Regions from separate parts of the Mus musculus genome. Here region 2 is linked to region 1. The links are chromatin loops, found by intact Hi-C in ENCODE. Cell type or tissue: left cerebral cortex. All regions are shown on one strand. Links, peaks and the distances in the headings refer to the core of each region. The heading gives the core; the rest is flanking DNA.

Region 1 (10,028 bases), core at 991-8,990:
TTAATTCTTCACTACATAGGTATCATAACCTGTTATGGAAATGCAATAGGATCTATTTACCCTGGTGTATATAGAAGCCAAATTTTATTTAATAGTTATTTATAATTTTATATTTATATTCTATTGTGAAATGAGTAAGAGAGCTATGAAGCCACATAATCCCACAGGCAGAATCTCCCTGAAGTGATTGGTACTATAAAAGAAATGTGCAGGGAGCCAGAGGACTATATACAGGAGGGGCCTGACCGGAGTTATAGCAGAATGTAAGAGCACTACACAGTGTGCACTGGGTTCTATGTGCAGCACCACAAATAAAACAAACTAATCCTGGTCTAACCTAAGAGTTGGGGTAAGGACAATCAGCTAACCATATAGACTGAGAATGGACTAGGCAAAAGTCCGAGGACAGGAATGGCTTGGTGCATTAACAGCCGCCCCCCCCCCCCTTTCTCTCATGACACAACAGCTGAATACTGAGATACTGGTATGGTAACCTTACTGGGAACAAGCTGGGGAAGCTGCTGATGACCTCGTCATGGACGGCTGGGGCATGGGCAGTGAGGTGCTGGAAGGGCTGAGCACAGATGTTTACCACTGTGGCTATAGACAGATCATCTCAGAAAGCGAACATTTCTCTTGGTCACCTTTTCATTTGTCTACCTCCAAAGTTCTGACATTACAGGCCTCTGCTACCATACCTAGCAGTTTTACTAATTTGGAGGTGAGGACAGTTTGCACTCCTTAATAATTACTGAGGAACCCTAACTAACTTTATGCATGTGGCTTATTTCTACTGATATTTACTTTGTTTGAAATGAGAATAGAAAAAATATTATTACTTAAAATAATTATAATTACTCTTCAGGATGTGAATGAGTTCAAGGTTGGTCTGGCTACAGAGCAAGTTTGAAGCCAGCCTGGCCTACATGGAGTCCTGCGTAATAACAACAGTAACAAAAAAATCCTGCGACACATAAATAGAACATTCTTAATGACAACTGTATTTAAAACACTAATGCTGGCATTGTTTAATTTTTTACATCTAGTGTCTGGAGTAATTAAAGGCAGATGAATTTTCATAGACACTTCTGCATTCATTGTTATTCTTTCTTTAAAGCTTAGGAAGGAAGACTGTCTAGTCTATAAAGAGATATAAAGTTTAAAAGCGAGGTGCCAGGCTTGATGTCGTAATCCCCGTAAGCACTGAGAATCAGTTGTATGGCGAGGTGGGGCTAGCCTAAGGCTATATAGCAAGTTTGAGAATGGTCTGGAATACATGAGATTCTTTCTCAAAAATATTTATATGACTGTGAGCTTGCACGCGCCTGCACGTGTGTGTTTTTAAACCTTCTGACTTTGGTATCAGAGTAGAGTACCAAGAAAAATTCAAGTTTTCATTTGTCCTAAAACAATTCTGAATTAAAGTAGCAAATAATTCTCAACCAGTTCACCACCAGAGCCTTTTCTAGTCTTAATTAAAAGTCAATCGTGATTTTAAGAAGCTGAACGCTCTCTGTATGTTCCTACTTCTGGAATTTATTTGTAGGAAAGCTTATTTAGAGATATTTTTATGTGTATGAGTGTGTTGCCTGCCTGCATGTATATGTCTGGTCCCATGGAAGTCAGAAGAAGGTATCATAGGTACCGTAGGATCTGATATCAACCGTGTGGTGCTGGGGACTGAACCTGAGTCCTTTGCAAGGCATCTTTCCAGCCCTATGAAGAGCTTTTACTGGAAAATCAAGGAATAAATCGACCAAGTTGACTGTTGATTTTATCACAGGAGTCAAATTGTTTAATGTAAACAGAAAAGGAGCTGCTTATCAGACAGGAAGGAAAGGAAGCCCAGAGGTTAGGTTGTAGGATGGGGACCCTGGGGCAGGGTTTCCTGGAATCTGAGCTGGCTTTGTTCCTAACCACTGAGCCTGAATCTTTCTCTTTAAGGGATCACTATTGGGCCAGAGATATAACTCGGCTTGTATAATGCTTGCTTATTATGCACGAGGTTTAGGTTCTGATCCCCTACATTTCATAAACTAGATGTGATGGCAGATGCCTGTAATTCCAGAAACGACCAGAAATTCAAGGTCATCCTAAGCTACATAGCAAGTTTGAGATCAGCCTGGTATACATGAGACCCTGTCTAGATCACTACCACTACCACCACTACTAGTAGTCATTATTGTAATGACCATTACTAGTATCTTCACACCATTATTAATTAACACACTTGTTTCCATCCGTCTGGGTGACTTGGCTATACATTTATGTATGCATGTGCATGTAATGGGTTTGTTTTCAAATGTTCCTGTTGGTTTTGTTCTCATATTAATCATTAATCAAATATTGTTAGCTGTAGAAAATAGAAGTAGAAAGAAGAAAGACAATAATGATGTCCTTTCAAATATTAACATTTTTACCAATATTAGTTAGCACTTCGGAATTTCAGGTAAATTACGTGCTTGCCCAGGCCACAGCTCGCAGCTGGTGTTCCTGATGAGAGCGGCCACTCTCTATTTTGTGGACGGTTGCTTACATGGTTTTAGGCTGAGTGAAGATTGAACCTGGCTTCTACTTCACAACTCTCCCTTTCATATAATTCTCAACTACTGCAATTACAGTGCAGCATGAGTACAGGAGTCCCACTGTTTGAAAATAGCCGTGTTGACCAAACTCCAGGACACCTGCCTTTGTGTTCTCTAATCACGCCATCTGAGGCCTTCCACACACCTACCCCATCTGCCTTTGCCTGGGGATGTCCACCTTTCTCAGTAACTCTATCGTTAATTGTGTTCAGGTTGAGACAGGATTAAGGTTTTTCCAGATCTGTTCTCCTTTCTCTCTCAGGCAAGCCACACATTTGTGCCCAGAATATGCAGCAGCAGAGATGTGCTGCCACAGCTATTCTGTGCTGCTCTGATTATCTGTGTCTTTGTCTTCTGCAAGACTGAATTCTTTGAAGGTTGAACTATGTTTTTTCTTCATTTATTCTCCCATTGTCAAAAGTAATATTTCATACTTCTGGTGAATCAGTGAATGAACAGACTTAGATAATTTGAAGAAAACTATCCAATAACAATCCAGGGTCAGGAGAGGAGGCATAGTATTGTGGTGGCCCCTCCTATACAGCATACAGATGCTCTGCATTCAGAAAGAAACCATGACAGTTAACAGTCATTCCAGACATCACACATTTGCACAGAGAAAAGAAAAACATGCCGAGTCTGATTTATGGGAAGTCCTCAGATTTCATACATTTGGCTTTCTTACAACTCACTGTGCTGGTCCCCTCTGAGTTGGATTCTGTATACTGAATTTGGACTCTTGTTCATGAACAAATGCACATTTTAGGCTATTAAAGACCGCCATTGCCAGCCAACTGACTGAACATTCAGTTTCAATGGTGTCTACGTCTTTATCTGCGGTGCAGCGTGTATTTGGATGAGCATTTGACTGTTGATTGCAGCGTACCCTTACTTTGTAAAAGAACGGAGCAAAGTTGAAGTGCTGAGTACAATGAACATCAGGCTAGAGAAAGGTTGAAAGCCAACATATTGATGAATCTTTGGACTTAAGACTAAAGTCCAATTTTAAAGCATATGTGCGAAATGTTAGAAATATATTTTTGAAGATGTTTTTATAGCGAGGGGCAGAGGAGATGGCTCGGAGGGCAAGATTGCTTGCTATGTAAGCATGAGGAGATGTGGCTTCAAATCAGCATCCACTAAGTAGCCTCATGTAATCCAAGCAGTGTGGAGGGGCGGAGGCAGGGGAATGGCTGAAGCTTCCTGGCAACCAGAGTCACTCCAGGTCTGTGACAGTTAAGAATGCTGACACTCCCACCCACCCCGCACCCTGTGTGTGTGTGTGTGTGTGTGTGTGTGTGTGTGTGTGTGTAGGTGAAACACAAAATTATAAAAAAATATAGTGAAATTGTTTTAAAGTATTGGGTACATTGAAATCTAATGTTACTTTCATCTTTTATGTGTACTTCAAGTGTTAAAAGTAAAAATGACCCAAGTTCGGCTACATTTTTGCCTTATCTTGAAAATAACCTGTATTGGAGAAGTGACATCTTCCGCTGATTGCCTTTCCAGCTACTTGCTTGGTTGTTGAACTATTTTATTTCAGGTTTGTTAAAAACACAATCCTCAGTTGCTGAGTGTTTTGACATGTCCAAGTGTAGCTAATGTGCACTTATGGGATAATGTATGACTTTATCTGGTGTTTAGAATATGCCAAAATCATCATCTTGTGAGACAAATCAGATTTCCTTGAAACATTTTTATTCTTCATGATGGATGTGAAAAGTAAAAATCTTCTCAAAGTATTTATTCCTTTGTTTAGATATATTCAATAGTAATGGATTTGCTTTCCCTCAAGTGTTTTTACTTGGTCAGAACCTTGTGAAGGGGATGATAGTGCAGATGATAGTGCAGATGCCAGGGATGCAAACCATAGGAATGGACCTGGTGGGAAGAGGGTGGCGGCGGCCTTTGGAGGTGCCCTACCTAAGTGACAGATCCTCTCTGTGGGCACTTAGACTAATCTGTGTCCTCTGAGAGAGGCATGTTGTTTCTTTATGTTCGAAGATTCCCAGTTATTTCCGTTCTTTGTGCATACAGAGGCCATGGTTGTATGTGTGTTCTTTCTGTGCTGGTCAGGAATTGTTGGGTGGGTCTGTGGCTGCCAAGGCTATGCACTCCTCTTCCACTGTGGTCCTTTGTTAATGTTTTTGCCTCCATCCTGTGGAGATAAAGAGTCTCCGTGTTAGGCAGGCGGTGGTAGGCAGGCATTATTCAGGAAACTCTTTCTTTGTCATTTATTTATGCCAGGGTGTTTTAAGAAAGCTTTGAGCTGGAGAAATGGCTCAGCAGTTAAGAGCACTGACTGCTCTTCTGAAGGGCCTGAGTTCAAATCCCAGAAACCACATGGTGGCTCACAACCACCATGATCTGACGCCCTCTTCTGGTGGGTCTGAAGACAGCTACAGTGTACTTACATAAAATAATAAATAAATCTTTAAAAAAAAAAAAAGAATGCTTTATTTAAAATTAACAAGCAAGCATGTGAGCAACCCAAGAGCGTGCACTCCTGACTGGCTTCAGAGGACCCTATGCACTGTAGCACATTTCCATTAGGAGCTGGTGCATGTGAGTTTGTTTTTCTTCTGAGCTTTTCTGCATCCTTACACACAGTTCTCTGGAGACCAGGGATGTTATGTTTTGAGATAGTTATTTAGAAAGCAGGAGAAGGGTTTTGCAGTTTATCTTCTTTTGCTGGGTGATCTGTCACCTGGCCTTAAGGTCTTTAGGTGTACAGTGAAGAGCTACTGCCTGTGTCTTCGTATGAGTTAAGCTGGAGTTCTGTGACCTGTAAAATTTGCATGACGAAGGCAGCTGTTCCTTTTCATACGTGAACTTTAAAGTCAGCTTGGTTTTTATGTGTTGGTCCATATAGTCAGGACTAAGTGAAAGCACGAGGCGTTAGCAGTCCCCTTAGATTTTCACGCTACACATAAACCTACTCGCCACTTCAAGCTAGAAAATGTAAAGGTTCATCCATAAGAGCCAAAAGCTTTATATTTGAATGAAAGCCCCTCATTAGCTTAATTTAAATGAAGCTGCTGTAGTTTAACAGCAATGTAATTTCTATCTTTTGCACAAGTCACTACTTTGTATGACTTTCTTTACTGATAGTAAACCATAAGGGACATTTCTAGTTTAATATTAATGTATTTCCCCTCGATTTTTTTAAGTAGCAGGTTGTTAATTTTTTAAGCATATCAACTGTAGCATAGTACAGTCCTTTGAGGGAAATTAGTAAAATGAGGATAAGATGGATACAGGAATCCAACAGCTTGAAAATCACTGTTTGACCAAAATCTCTTTTGTATTCCCTGCTCTGGTTCTATTTCAGTAGTCCTGGAAATGTGCCTGTGTGCTATTTGCAGCGAGATTATAAAACTGAATCATGATTTTGGTGATGGAAGCCAGAGCATGTGCTTCCAGCACCCCAGCTGGCAGGAAGCTCTCCGTAGGTTTATGAATGTAGTTAGATGGCCCCCAACTGTTTACAAGACAGCAGAGGTGAGATCTTTGATTGACAAGTCAGAAATGCATTAGATCATTCTCTCTGCCATTCTCTGGTTCATGCTGTTAAAAATGTCAGCCTCCAAGTTTGAATGGCAGCCTGAGGGCCTTAGAAGCTTTTTGTTTTCTGAGATGGAAACACAAATTGGATGTGTGCCTGAGCGCTTCATCCTGGGCTGTAATTTCATCTTTTAGCTAAGAACCACAAGGTACACGGGCAAAGCACCCTGTAAACAATAATACTGGGGAAAAAAATAAACAAGGTCGTGTTTCTGGCACGTTGATCCGATGGTGTCCTGACCTCCATCACGTTGAACATCTCCACTCTGATTGCTGTTCCCTTTGGCATTACAATGAGAGAGAGAGACTGACACAGAGGCGAAGATTTAAAGTTGCAGTGCCGTTGCACATTCCTTGTATTGGTCATGAAATATTGAACTGTCAGAATGTGACACTTAGTTTTTTAAGCAACCTTTCTTGTTTGAGGTGTTCACAGTTCATTCCTTTCTCCCCTATTTGTCCGCTTTCATTCATAGGGTTGGAAGTAGTGGCCTTAAGCACATAAAAAGGGACAATGTTAAAGAGAAGTGGCGCCAGCAAAGCCAAATGAACCTAACACTGAAACAGAAACAAGCTGTGAGGGTAAAGTCGAGTCAGTACGTGGGTCTCAGGGCTTATGGAGAACCCCAACATGAGGAAGAGTCACGTTAGGCCTCTCATCTGTGTCTGCAGCAGGAAGTCAGGAAAGCGGTTATGGACAGGTATGAGTGGACAGTGGCGTTGTCTGCTCCTTGCTGCTGACCACAGTGACACTCTTCCCCACTGCCGACCATGGCATGATGTTGCTGTGCAAATACAAGTTCACCCACTGTGTGTGTGTTTGTTTATTGGTTAGATTTTTAAAATTTTGAATTCCATATGTGTAGGGCGTGTATGTGGAGGTGAGGACAGCTTGCCACAGGTTCCTCTCCTCTCTTTGTGGGGTTAAAGTCGGGCTTTTCCTGCTGAGCTGTCTCACCAGCCCCAAACCTACATTGCTTTTTTTTAAATGTATTTTTATTTTATGTGTATTGGTGTCTTGCCTGCATTTATGTTTGTATTAGAGTATGGGTTTACAGACAGTTGTGAGCTGCCATGTGGGTGTTGGGAATCGAATGCAGGTCCTCTGGAAAAGCAAATATACTCTTAATTGTTTGATCATCTCTCCAGCCCAACCTCCACTATTTTGATATTACTCAAATGGTGAATTTATCAAAGACTGAAATTTTAGTAAGAAAAATACTTTAATATGCAAAATTTGTATTTTATAGTAACACTTAAGAAGAACTGTTTTGTTTACTCCAGTGTTTTGTCTGTCTGCATTTGCACCATGTGTGCACAGTGCCCATGGAGGCCAAAAGATGGTGTTGGATCCCCTAGAACTGGAGTTACAGGAAGCCGTGAGTCACCCCGTGGGTGCTGGGAACTGAGTCTTGGTCCTGTACAAGAGCAGTCAGTGCTTTTTTGAAAAATTGAACCCAGGGCCTTGGCCATGCTCACGTGCTCTGCATTGAACTAAATCCTCCTAATAGCTCCTAACCCCTGTATCCAGAGTTGCATGCTACTTGTAGAAATCGAGTGCTTAGAGAGTAAGGCCCAAACCAAGGACAGTAAGAACGAGTCATTGCTCTGTAGTTTGAAAACACACATATTGACGTAACACTTGCTTATAAGCTATAAGATCCCACTGTCTAACTTAGTGGGGGATTAAAAAAAAAACACTCTTCTGGAAATTGATTTCTCATTCACTGATTTTCAGAAGATGAAAGGAAACAAATCTTTCTGTTAGTTAGTTTATCTATTTCATGTATGAGTATTCTGCTGCATGCCAGAAGAGGACAGCAAATCCCCCTATATATGGTTGTGAGCCTCCATGTGGTTGCTGGGAATTGAACTCAGGACCTCTGGAAGAGCAGCCAGTGCTGTCAGCTGCTGAGCCACCTCTCCAACCTGCAACCATTCTTTTAAATAAAGAAAATCTGGAATGTAAGAAATGATCCTAATACAGGGAGGCCACAACATTTCTTCCCATGCTGTATTTATTATAAATGCTTTAGTTAACAGCTCAGACGCTGAGGGCTTTCACAGCATCACACCTTATGAGAATTAGCTTTAGGGTTCAAAAGATCACCAGAGGACAGTATGTCACATGTCCTCTTTACGATTGGTTTTTGTCAGGGAGTCATCCAATCTGTGCTGATCTCGACCCATGTGCGAGAAGTGTCGACACGAGGTTTCTTTTCTTTCCTTTGTTTGCTGTATTAGATTTCTTTCAAGGAGTCAAACTTTAGTTCACTCATTGTTCCCGACAGTGTTTTGTAGTAATATGGAATAATTGTTCATAACCAGTTGTCTCCCATCCCCAATATCCTTGGTTTTACATGTGCAGAGTCAGCCAGTTTTGAAGCCGAAAATGAAGTTAGGCCAGTGATGTATACCGAGTAGACTTTTTTCTTGGTATTATCCCTTAAACAATACTGCACAGCAATTATATGAATAACAGTTGCAATTTAATAGGTGTTAAGTAATCTAGACATAATTATTTGGGAGGACGTGTCTACGCTGTATGCAAATATATACTGTTTTTGAGATTCCTATACTTTGCTAGGAGGATGAGGACTGGAGGGTCCTGAGACTGATCTTTCTGGATTCTGAATGACAAGTCTGTTTATGTGTTGAGAGCTGTAAGATTGCTTTATCCACGTTACCCACGTAGACTGTTTCCAATTCTGTTGTTTCTTTGGAAAATACCAGCCATGATTTCTGTCCTTTTCATAGCCATATTTTGGGATCAGCGTTCTGGTTGTCCTCCTGTGAATACACCCCCATCTTGACACCACCATCATTGCAGTATGGAATGCATGGCTACATACACTGTGGCAAGAACAGCAGACAGTAAGAGGCCTGGGGGTGTGGCTCAGTGATAGTGTGCATGCGAGGGATATTGAAAGCCTCAGGTCCAAGCTATAGCACTGCATAACAACAGGAAAATCCTCTACAATTATATTGTGTGAAGTATAGTGAGGTAGAGTTGGCCTTTGGTGAGAGGGGTTTCCTCTGGCTTTGTTGAATTGCTTGAGAGAGGGTCTTACATTGTAGCCCAGCCTGATCTCATACTTGAGATCTTGCCTTTTGAGTACTAGGATGCATTTTGTTATAAATATAATTTAGAAAATGTAACTGAATTACTGCAGCCTAAAATTCTATACTTGTTTACGTTGATAAGAACCTTTCTAAGAGGCTAGCCTAGGTTTGTTTTCTCGTCTTTTCCTTGAAGTCAGAGAATCATATGTAAGCACTTTGACAAATGATGTAATGTAGTGGTGTTATCTAAGTCGTACAGGTATTTGAAACCTAGCTCCAGTTCCCAAAGATGGGGAACATCTGCTTAGAGGTATTGTAGAGCTCCACAATGCACTAATTGAATTACTCTTTTCTGGAGTTGTTGACTGCACTAATTGAAGAGAGAGAGAGAGAGAGAGAGAGAGAGAGAGAGAGAGAGAGAGAGAGAGAGAGAGAGAGAGAGAGAGAGAGAGAGAGAGAGAGAGAGAGAGAGAGAGAGAGAGAGAGGAGAGAATGAGAATATATTCCAGCCTTAGTGGGAGAAATGTTAAGAGCTCTGACTGATGGTGTGTACTGTGCTGCTCTCTAATGGCAGTCCCTGGAACTACTCCATGGTCTCCAGGGAAGAGAAGGTAGTCATGTGATTTAGAGTGACCTTAGTCTAACCCCACCCTGCTTAGTTCAAAAGGTCCTCAAATATGTTTACAATTATGAATTGAGGTGGGGGGAGCATCTGATTAATTTCTTATGGCTAAGATGTATTTTATTAAAGAATTTTTATGAACAAAAGTAATTATTCAATTGAATTAAAGTTTTCTAACCTTTAATTTGTAA
Region 2 (10,028 bases), core at 604-8,603, 46 kb before region 1:
AAATGTTCTCAACCATGACACTGAGCATGGGAGTCCCACTTAGTTTCTGATAGTGTCTTTTGTTCTTAGTTTGAGTTTTTATGGCTCTATATGTATTTTATTATTTTAGGACAGTTTCCATAGGTAGTCAGGCCTGTGTCTCCATGCCCATTTCACAGTGGTGATCTTGAGCCAGGTAATTGCTATCTACTGACCTCTTCTTGGCTGCACAGGGCAGTGGCATGATCTCGAAAAAGTTGCTTGTTCAGGGAACTAGTTGAGAAAGCCATGGTGGCCTTTCTCTGGAATCGTGTACTTCTTCCTAACTCCCCCCAGCCAGCGGCTTTTATGGTAGGAAGCAAAACGAAATGATTGGTAATTAAATGTTTAGTGTTTATTTTAGCTGGTTATTAGATTGAGGTTAAGCTTGTTTAATGAGTGACTATGGGAGAATTGTCCTTTTTAACAGTTGAGTGTGTGCTTGCTGATCTCTGGTATGCCACTCCCATTTTATGAAGCTGGAACATAATTTCCTTTTTTTAATGATTGCAGAGTTTTAAGTTACTGAATCTGTTTTGATGCTGTTCCTTATGCCAGTCCTTTCTTTGCTACCATGTTTCAGGAAATAGTCTCCTCATTATAACTTGTTTCTAGAGAGAATATAAACCACTTTGAAGCAGTTTCCAGTAATATATCGCTGCAGAAATAGATTGTCAGGTGGTGTTATTCAGGCTTCGTTTTTGTGTAATTTAGAAAAGGTGATTTAAGTAGAACTCTTGGTGTATCTTTTTCAAGTTGCAGTTAATTATAACGACAGGTAATTATGAACTCCTTTTTACTCTTTTAGAATGTTGTCCAACTGTAACAAATTTGGCAGGATTTGAGTTAAAAACAGACAATTTAAAAGTCAAATGAATCAATTGAAAAGAATCCTGCCTCTTCAAATTCAGTCTCTAACAGCATTTTTCTTTCTTTTTATTTTATTTTTTTAAATCTCCAGCCATATCGAGGCATCCACAATGCACAGGGTGGGACAAGGCTCACTTTTAATCCTAGTGAGCAGGATCTATGAATTTCTGATCTCTAATCTCACTGTTCAGAAGACAGAAGCCTCTAATGTAGCAAGTTCCAGGCCATCCAGAGCTACGAAGTGAGATCCTGTCTCAAGAACAAACCAGCAGGCACGGGGCGTGGGCCAGGAGGGAGAGCAGGAGACTGCAGGGGATGATGTCAGCTTGGATTGGGGTCTCAGAGTAGAAACTTACATAGATATGTGTAGATCACCTTTGACTTTGTGATAAGTATAGATGTGATCTTTTTACCTGACACAGACCTCATTAACAAACTATCTAATTTTTGTTCTAGTTATACATGGTCATCTAAAAAGTACATTTTGTTTTGGAAAGGGAAGAGTTTCGCCATATAGTCATAGTTAGCATGGAAATTACTAACTAGACTAGCCTAGTTATCCTCTTGTCTCTTCTTACCTGGCAGTTTTTCTACCTCTACTTTCCAAATCCTAGGATTAAAAGTACACACTACTACACCTGGCCTAAAAAGGAATTTTTTTGTTTTTGTTTTTTCGAGACAGGGTTTCTCTGTATAGCCCTGGCTGTCCTGGAACTCACTCTGTAGACCTGGCTGGCCTGGAACTCAGAAATCCACCTGCCTCTGCCTCCCAAGTGCTGGGATTAAAGGCGTGAGCTACCACGCCCGGCTTCATATTAGGTATTCTTAATTGCATCGTTTTTTTTTTTTTTTTTTTTCAAGAAAGGCTTTCTCTGTATAGTCCTGACTGTCCTGGAACTCACTCTGAAGACGTGACTGACCTCAAACTTAGAAATCTGCACCCTTTCTAGTACTGTATTTGAACAGTGCCTTATGGAGAAAACATTCAATTTTGTGACTATTCATATTTTAAAATTATTAGAAATAATAGAAATGAGGCAATCTTGGGACTAGAGCCCAGAGCTGTGCCTGTTAGGTGTGTTCTCCAGTGCTGGTTGCATCTCTAGCCCTCAGACCTGCTCTCCTTCAGTGTGCCTTTAAATTGTAGGTTTAGCACAGAAGAGTTCTGTCAAGTCAACTGAAACATGGATCCAGATCGATTATGGATGATGCGAGGGGAGCCTGAGTGAGACACTCACATGATTTCTCTCAGAGACGCTTCTTTAAATGGTTCTGTTAAGTGTAGGAATGGTCTGATGATTATCTTTTTAATTAAAATGAGAAATCTTTGTTTAAAGTGGCATTCGTTTTTTTACGGCCTGTTACAGTCTCTGTAACAATCATTTCTTAAGTCTGAACGTTTTATTTCCAGGAATCCATTTATATAAAACTATGTTTAGACTTAATTAAGGAACGATTCTTACAAAGCTTGTAAATAGCCAAGAAAAAAGAGACCGAAAATCAAACTGACATTCACATTTAACAAAACAGCTCTTACAAGGTATGTAATAAGCCATTAAAATACAATAAAACCCTTTTTATAAGAGTTCATATTTTTTGATCCTTGTTTTCAAAGGTATTTAAGACAAATATCAAAGCTCTACACACTGGAGTGGACCAATGGTAACTTCTTTGGCTTATAACTGGTGATGGAAGAGCCTACCTATCTTGTTCATGCTTTCTTTGAAATACCCAAGACTGGGCTAGTTTAGACTACAATGTAAATTTTAAGTTGTGCTGTAGTGAAAACAAGACCTGTTTCCCAGGTTCAACTTTCTACATGTCATAAGACATTGAATAGGTTGCTTAGCTGCTTTGAGTCTGATTGCCTTATCTGGAAAGCCGTGTTACCTTCGCCTACTTCTGTGTCAGACAGCTCTTAGGAGAATAAAGGAAAAATTTAAATATGAGACTATGTTAGAAATTATAAAGGACTGTAAGTATCTAAAGTAATGTTTCCCATAAAGATGGACCAGTATAACAGCACCGCGCCCCCCCCCCTCCTCCCCTGCCTACAGGTGTTTTGTTGGGCTTCCATGACGACGCTTGTAAAAGAAAGCGTTTTACTGGGGCTTTCTTACAGTTTCAGAAGTTCAGTCATTGCATCTGTAGGCTTAGATTTTTCTTTTTTCTCTTTTTTTTTTTTTTTTTTGGTTTTTCGAGACAGGGTTTCTCTGTGTAGCCCTGGCTGTCCTGGAACTCACTCTGTAGACCAGGCTGGCCTCGAACTCAGAAATCCTCCTGCCTCTGCCTCCCGAGTGCTAGGATTAAAGGCGTGTGCCACCACGCCCAGCGGCTTAGATTTTTCAAAACCTATTTTAATTATGGTTCTTTAATGCTTCAACCTCCCTTCTAGCGCACCATCCACCAGAGATGGGGGGAAAAATGTTACTAGGAAACAGGGGTTGTGGACCTGTTGAGGAATAGTTCTTTGGGGTGATTCCATCTTCATTGCCAGCAGTCCAGTCCTCTAGCAAACACCAAACATCAATCAGTAGCAGGGGCTTGACACAGAAGCAGCCACTCGGGGCCAATCGGAGTCTGAGGAAGCAGTGAGAAGCACCTGAGGTACACTTTAAGTTCTTTGGTGCATTTCTCTCCCGGAAGTCAAGACAAGCGAAGATCAGTGAAGAAAGCAAGACAGACCATTGCAAGAGTGTTGTCGGTGAAGTTGGTGTCAGTGAAGCCCAACAAAGTTGCAAGGCAAACAATGCAAGAGCATTATCCACTGTCTGCTGTTGGTTATACTTACACTCTTTCCAAACCTCACACGTCCTCTCAAGCTTCCACTCCAGCAAAACATCACATGCCCTTTTACCAGGCAGCTTCTGGCTGATCTCAGCAAAATGTCCTCTCCTAAGACAGTTCCCAGAAAAACATGGAATGACTCAAGTGTGTCTCCGGTGATACCAGAAATTCCCACTTAAGTCATCATGGCAGGGAACAAAGCAGTGCACAAGCAGACATCACATTGGAGAAGTAGCCAGGACTGATTCATCTGGATCTTCAGGCAGTAGGAAGAGAGAGCATCTCTTGGAATGGACTTTGTGATATCGTGAAGCCCAGCCTGAGTGACACACTTCCTCCAACAAGATCACAACTTCTAATCCTTTCAAATAGTGCCACTCTCTGGTGAACAAGTATTCAAAGTTATGAGCCCTTGGAGACTGTTCGCATTCAAACCACCATACAGGGTCTCTATATAGCCCTGGCTGTCCTGGTATTCAATATATAGACCAGGCTGGCCACAAAACTCAGTGACTGCCTGCTGAGATTAATGGTAGGCACCATCAAACCCTGTACATGGTACATGTATTTCTTTTTTCTTTCTTTTTTTTTTTAAGATTTATTATGTTATGTATATGAGTACACTGTAGCTGTACAGATGGTTGTGAGCCTTCTTGTGGTTGTTGGGAATTTAGGACCTCTGCTCGCTCTGGTTGGCCCCGTCCAGTGGACCCTGCTTGCTCCGGTCAACTCTGTTCGCTAGGTCCCTGTTCGCTCTGGCCCAAAGATTTATTTATTATTATACATAAGTACACTGTAGCTGTCTTCAGATGCACCAGTAGAGGGCATCAGATTTCATTACGGGTGATTGTGAGCCACCATGTGGTTGCTGGGATTTGAACTCAGGACCTTCGGAAGAGCAGTCAGTGCTCTTACCCGCTGAGCCACCTCGCCAGCCTGGTACATGTATTTCTTAATATTTTTCTTGTCAGGCGTAGTTGCTCATGTCTTTTAATCCTAGCACTTGGGATACTGAGACAGGTAGATCTCTAAGTACAGTGTGAGACCCTGTTTGAAAAAAAAAAAAAAACAAGAAACAAAAAACTCCCTTATAATTAAAATACCATATTCTAGTCAGAAAATTTAATATTGATAAATTAATAATTTAATGTACAGTTCCTATTCAGAATTCCTAATTGCCTCAGTAATGTCCTCCTCAGCCCCAGCCCCAGTGCTGAGGATCTGACTCAGGTCTTTCTGTGTGCTATGCATCTCTTCTAATTCTGAGCTGCAAGAAATACATCTTTTAAATACTCAGGAAAGAGGGCTAGGGATGTGACTCAGTTGACAGGGCTCTTGGCTAGCTAGTGTACAGGAAGCTCTAGGCCTAGTCTCCAGAGCTGTACAAACTGGGCATGCTGGCACATTCCTGTCATCTCATCACTGGGGATGTAGAGGCAGGAGGATCAGAAGTTCAAGGTTCTTGATCAGAGGATCAAGTTCAGCTCAGAGCTAATATCTCCTGGGATGGATGATAACCTGCCTCAAAAAGGTCTGACACTAAATATAAAAAAAACATGGGAGTAAACTGTGTCCTGTGTAATGTCTCTTTAGTTTCTGTTTCTTTACAGTAGTCCCTCAACGTGGTTAATTATGAAATTAGCCTTTTTTGAAACTGTCTTTTTCTGTATCCTAGTCTGACCTGAAGCTGGTGGTTTTCCCTGCTGTCTTACTTAGTCTTTCGAGTGCCAGGAATACAAGTATAGGCCGGCATCCTTGGCTCTGAAATCTCAGCTCTTCTTGGATAGTCTGGAGATAGTTTTATAGAATTCCCCCCACCTGGATCGTCTGCTTCTTCATGATTGATTTTATGAATTATAGTTTCTTAGTGTACGAGACCAGAAGCTACATGGTGTCCTTTTGTTCTCTCACTGGCAACGTTAAGTGAGCTTCCTATCAGGCATTGCTTCCCTCACAGTTTCATTGTAAACTATCACCACAGAGCAGAGCACCACCACAGAGCATCACCACAGAGCACCACCACAGAGCACCACCACAGCTTCTCTGTAAAGACTTTTTTTTTTTTCAAGGCAGGGTTTCTCTGTGTAGCCCTGGCTGTCCTGGAACTCACTCTGTAGACCAGGCTGGCCTCGAACTCAGAAATCTGCCTGCCTCTGCCTCCCAAGTGCTGGGATTAAAGGTGTGCACCACCAACCCTGGGCTTCTGTAAAGACTTTAAGAGAAGAGAGATTTACTTTGGGGGATGGAGAGATGGTTCAGCAGTTAAGACAACTTGCTGCTCTTGCAGAGAACCTGGGTTGAGTTCCCAGCACCTGTATCTGGTGACTCTCAAATGCCCATAGCGCCAACTCCAAGACCTTTGACCTCAGGCATCCCAGATAGACATATACATATAATTAAAAATAAGTCTTATTTGCATCTATGTGTGTGTGTTTATGAGAGTATATGCCACGTGTATGAGATGCTTGTGGGGGTCAGAAGAGTTCAAGGCAGTTGTGAGCAATTGGATCTGGGTGCTGGGAACCAAACTCGGATCCTCTGGAAGAACAAAAGTACTCTGAACCATTGAGGGAGCTCTCCTGCTCTAACTTAAACATCTTAATTGGCTTTCATTGTGATTCTGGAATTGGGCACCACCGTTCTAAAAAGGAGAATGAGTGTTCAGATCATCACCTTCAAGCATGAGTGCTGTTCTACAAACTAACTTTAGCCAAAGGGTGTGTGCTAAGGGCTGAGCCACATCCTAACTAGAAACAGGTTCACATATACTGTAACATCCACTTTTATTTATTTATTTATTTATTTATTTATTTATTTATTTTGAGATAGTGTCCTCTGTAGCAGTTCAGGCTAACTTGGAACCCACTTTGTAGCTCAGATTGGCATTAACTCAGATAATTATTTTATTATATAATTATAATTTATTATATAAATATAGTTTATTATATATCATCATGCAATTATTAGAGAGAGAAAGAGTGTGTGTGTGTCTGAGAGAGAGAGAGAGAGAGAGAGAGAGAGAGAGAGACTGACTGACTGACTTTATACAGGCCTGGGCTGCTCTGGAATATATATGTAGGGACCTTCCTTCCTGCCTCTGCTTCCTCAGTTCTGGAATTGCTGGTATGAGCCATTACTCTCAATAAGTTTTTTAAATTACATTTGTGTGTATGTATGTGCATATGTGCATAATGTGCCATTGCGCGCTCTACCATGTGGAACCCTGGGGTCAAACTCAGGTGGTCAGGGTTGGTGGCAAGCACCTTTACCTGCTGAGCCAGCTCAGTGCTCCTTAGATCTTTATCATTGATGAAGAAATTAGTAAGGTAGGTGTTGTGGTGTGCCTATAATCATAACACTCTGGACATCAAGGCAGGAGGATTGCAAATTGAAGACCAGCTGGGGCTTCATCCCTAGCAAAACCTATCTCATAAACAGTAACAAAAACAGGAAACAAAGCATTACTTAGGCTCCTTAAAGAAAGAACTAAAACTTAAGGAGTCCATTAACACTGCCTGGAGAGCTGGGGGCCTCTTCTGGGCTTGTCCATTCTGCAGGTCTGTGTGTCGCACTGTTTCCTAGTCCTGCTGCTGGTCTGGGACTACACTTTCAGAGTCACTGTGGTTTCTTTTATTTATTTATTTATTTATTTATTTATTTATTTATTTATTTATTACATGTAAGTACACTGTAGCTGTCTTCAGACCCTCCAGAAGAGGGAGTCAGATCTCATTACGGATGGTTGTGAGCCACCATGTGGTTGCTGGGATTTGAACTTCAGACCTTCGGAAGAGCAGTCGGGTGCTCTTACCCACTGAGCCATCTCACCAGCCCCAAAGATTTATTTATTTATTTATTATATGTAAGTACACTGTAGCTGTCCTCAGACACTCCAGTCTGATCTCGTCACGGATGGTTGTGAGCCACCACGTGGTTGCTGGGATTTGAACTCCTGACCTTCGGAAGAGTCACTGTGGTTTCTATAGGCCTGTTAAGCCATACATTGCTTGTATGTAGCACGTGATTTTGGGGGTCTCCCCCCCTCCCAGCTCTACCAGAATAGTGAGACTATAATATATTAGAATAAGTTGAAGTTTATATTAGTAGATTTTGACAAATACTGGGAAAATTTTAACAACTGGCTAAATTACTGAATTAGGATCTCATTAGCCCCAGCTAATCCAAAATGGGCCATGTTGTAATGAAAATGGTAATAGGTTATTTTAAAACTTATTATAGCGCTTAATATTTGTTGAATCTTTTGTATTGTGATCTCTGTTTTGACTAATTTGGCTCGACATCCACAGTCGTCAGTTTGGGCTTTCCAAGTGTATAAGTGATCTCTGCATGCTCTGGAGCAGCTTGGTTCCGTTACATCTGTGTGATTAAGCAAGTGGAAAATTTGTCATGTCACTGGGATATTTTCGCTTTTATAGAAGTTAGCCGGCTGGCCCTTCTCCTTTGCTTCCTCTATTAGAAATGCTATGAACATCAGAGAGGAGAGGGTGACCTTAATATTTGCTTCTCCGACTAAATCACAGCCTTGAAGCAGCTATTTCTTTTCAAATAAGAAGTTTAATTTCACGCCCTGATTAGTGCTAGTGCGTGCAGGTGGATATTTCTTTTATGCAGCTAAACTGATCTGCCCTTGCAAATTACTTGCCAGTCAGCAGAACTGTAGTTTCTTATGTGTAGTTGTTGTTGAGTTATAGTTCTCATTAGTAAGTTTTGTATCTTTTCAAAAAATATTACCGATTTATGAGGTAGGGGTGTATTTCAGTCACTAAATTTTGGCCACACTATAATTTATATTTTCCCTCAAAGCTCAAGGATTGATGAGCTTAAATTAACAGGCTAAATTAATTAGCAGTGGAGTCAGATCTTGTCTCCAGTTGATTAAAAAAACAGTGTACTCAGGATCTAGTAAAAGTGATTCCTTGAGGGGAAGTCCAAAAAAAGAAATTGTCTTAGTGAGGAATAAAATACTGTGTGGTCAAAATGTGAGTGTGCAGAGAAGCTTAAAGAACAGGGAGGTAAACTGAGGAAAGGTGGGTAAGATTTGAAGTGCAAGGACGGTATTGAACCTTTATTTATTTAGACAGTCTTATGGGCTGGAGAACTCATTAGGTAGACCAAGCAAGCTTTGAGCCCAGAGATACATCTGTGTCTGTTACAATTAAAGGCATGGCCATCATGTTTAGCTATTATTGAATATTTTTAAAGATTTTTATTTATTTGTGTGGGTTTGTTTCTCTGTGTGAGTCTAGTACACCATAGTTGTACAAGTGCCCTTAGAGACCAGAAGATGTCAGATTCCTAAGAGCTTGGGTTATAGTTAGTTGGCTGTGAGCCATTCAATTTGGGTGTGAGAAACTTAACTCGGCTCCTTTGCAAGAACAGCAAATATTCTTAACTACTGAGCCACCTCTTTTTCTTCCTTGGAATAATTGTTGTTGTTGTTGTTGTTTTATTATTGTTGTTGTTATTTTAATTATTATTATTATCATTATTATTGTTATTATTATTGAGACAGTCTCACTACATTGCCCTGTAACTTGCTAAGTAGACTAGGCTGGTCTTGAACTCACACAAACTTCCTAATTCTACCTCCAGAGTTCTGGGATTAAAGGCATGGCTACCTTTCTGGCTGATAATTGAATATTTAGTTGTTTAACTGCCATGGAACTGAAAGAATGCTGAGATTTGAGCCTAAGGTCTTTACATGCTAGGCATGTGCTAGACCGTTGAACTATATATCCTTGCTCCCTTAGCATTTAAAACAAGACTGACTTTCATTAGATTTGAACCAAGGATAAATATAATTAATTAGAAGGAAGTATAGTCTAGTTTTGGTGTGTCCGTTCTTAGACCTTTTTATCTCAGATGGAACCAGGTTCTCATGGATCATAAACTTGAGGTATTTGGAGGATCATCTTAAATTCAAGGTGGCCTGACCTTTTGTGGTCACAGTCTGCTCTGCAGCAAGATCCTCTCCCGTCTCTTACATTTTGCACACCGTTTCAGAAGATTCAGCAATCTCTGAATCCTATCTGTGGGTCCTAGTTAATGTTCCCGTACTAACCTTATTTATTTATTTATTTTGATTGTTGTGTGGTTTTTGTTTTTGAGACAGGGTTTCTCTCAAACTCAGAAATCTGTAGTAAGAATTTCAGGTTATGGTTTCTCTAAACAAAGAAACATTGTAAGAACATGTTTTTGTTTTAATCCCAGATAAGAGAATGTGGAGCTGCTTCAGACTGTCTGCAGCAGTTGACTGTGATTTGTCTCCTGCTCTAGCAGAGGTGTGGTTTTGCCAGCTGCAGATAGTTTCTGTGATTGTGGAATTCTGGGAA

What was found. A loop is a pair of places that touch in the nucleus more often than their neighbours do. Peaks named below come from ENCODE experiments on the same cell type or tissue, not always from the same donor. Only the 100,000 strongest peaks of a DNase experiment are listed, where the experiment ranks them.
Region 2: a loop joins it to region 1, with 2.4 times the contacts of the local background. A loop is called at or near these places in 5 of 42 quality-filtered maps.

What each region holds. Positions count from the first base shown.
Region 1 is chr19:45,426,461-45,436,488 of GRCm38, forward strand. The region is part of intron 2 of Btrc (beta-transducin repeat containing protein); the gene reads left to right. Among named protein-coding and RNA genes, the nearest start is that of Btrc, 68 kb to the left of the region's middle. In left cerebral cortex, for the core only: a CTCF peak has its summit at 4,968 (motif pointing left); DNase peaks (open chromatin) are centred at 5,979 and 8,988; H3K27ac peaks cover 2,049 bases.
Region 2 is chr19:45,380,558-45,390,585 of GRCm38, forward strand. All of the region lies in intron 1 of Btrc (beta-transducin repeat containing protein), which reads left to right. Among named protein-coding and RNA genes, the nearest start is that of Btrc, 22 kb to the left of the region's middle. In left cerebral cortex, for the core only: a CTCF peak has its summit at 4,495 (motif pointing right); a DNase peak (open chromatin) is centred at 3,816.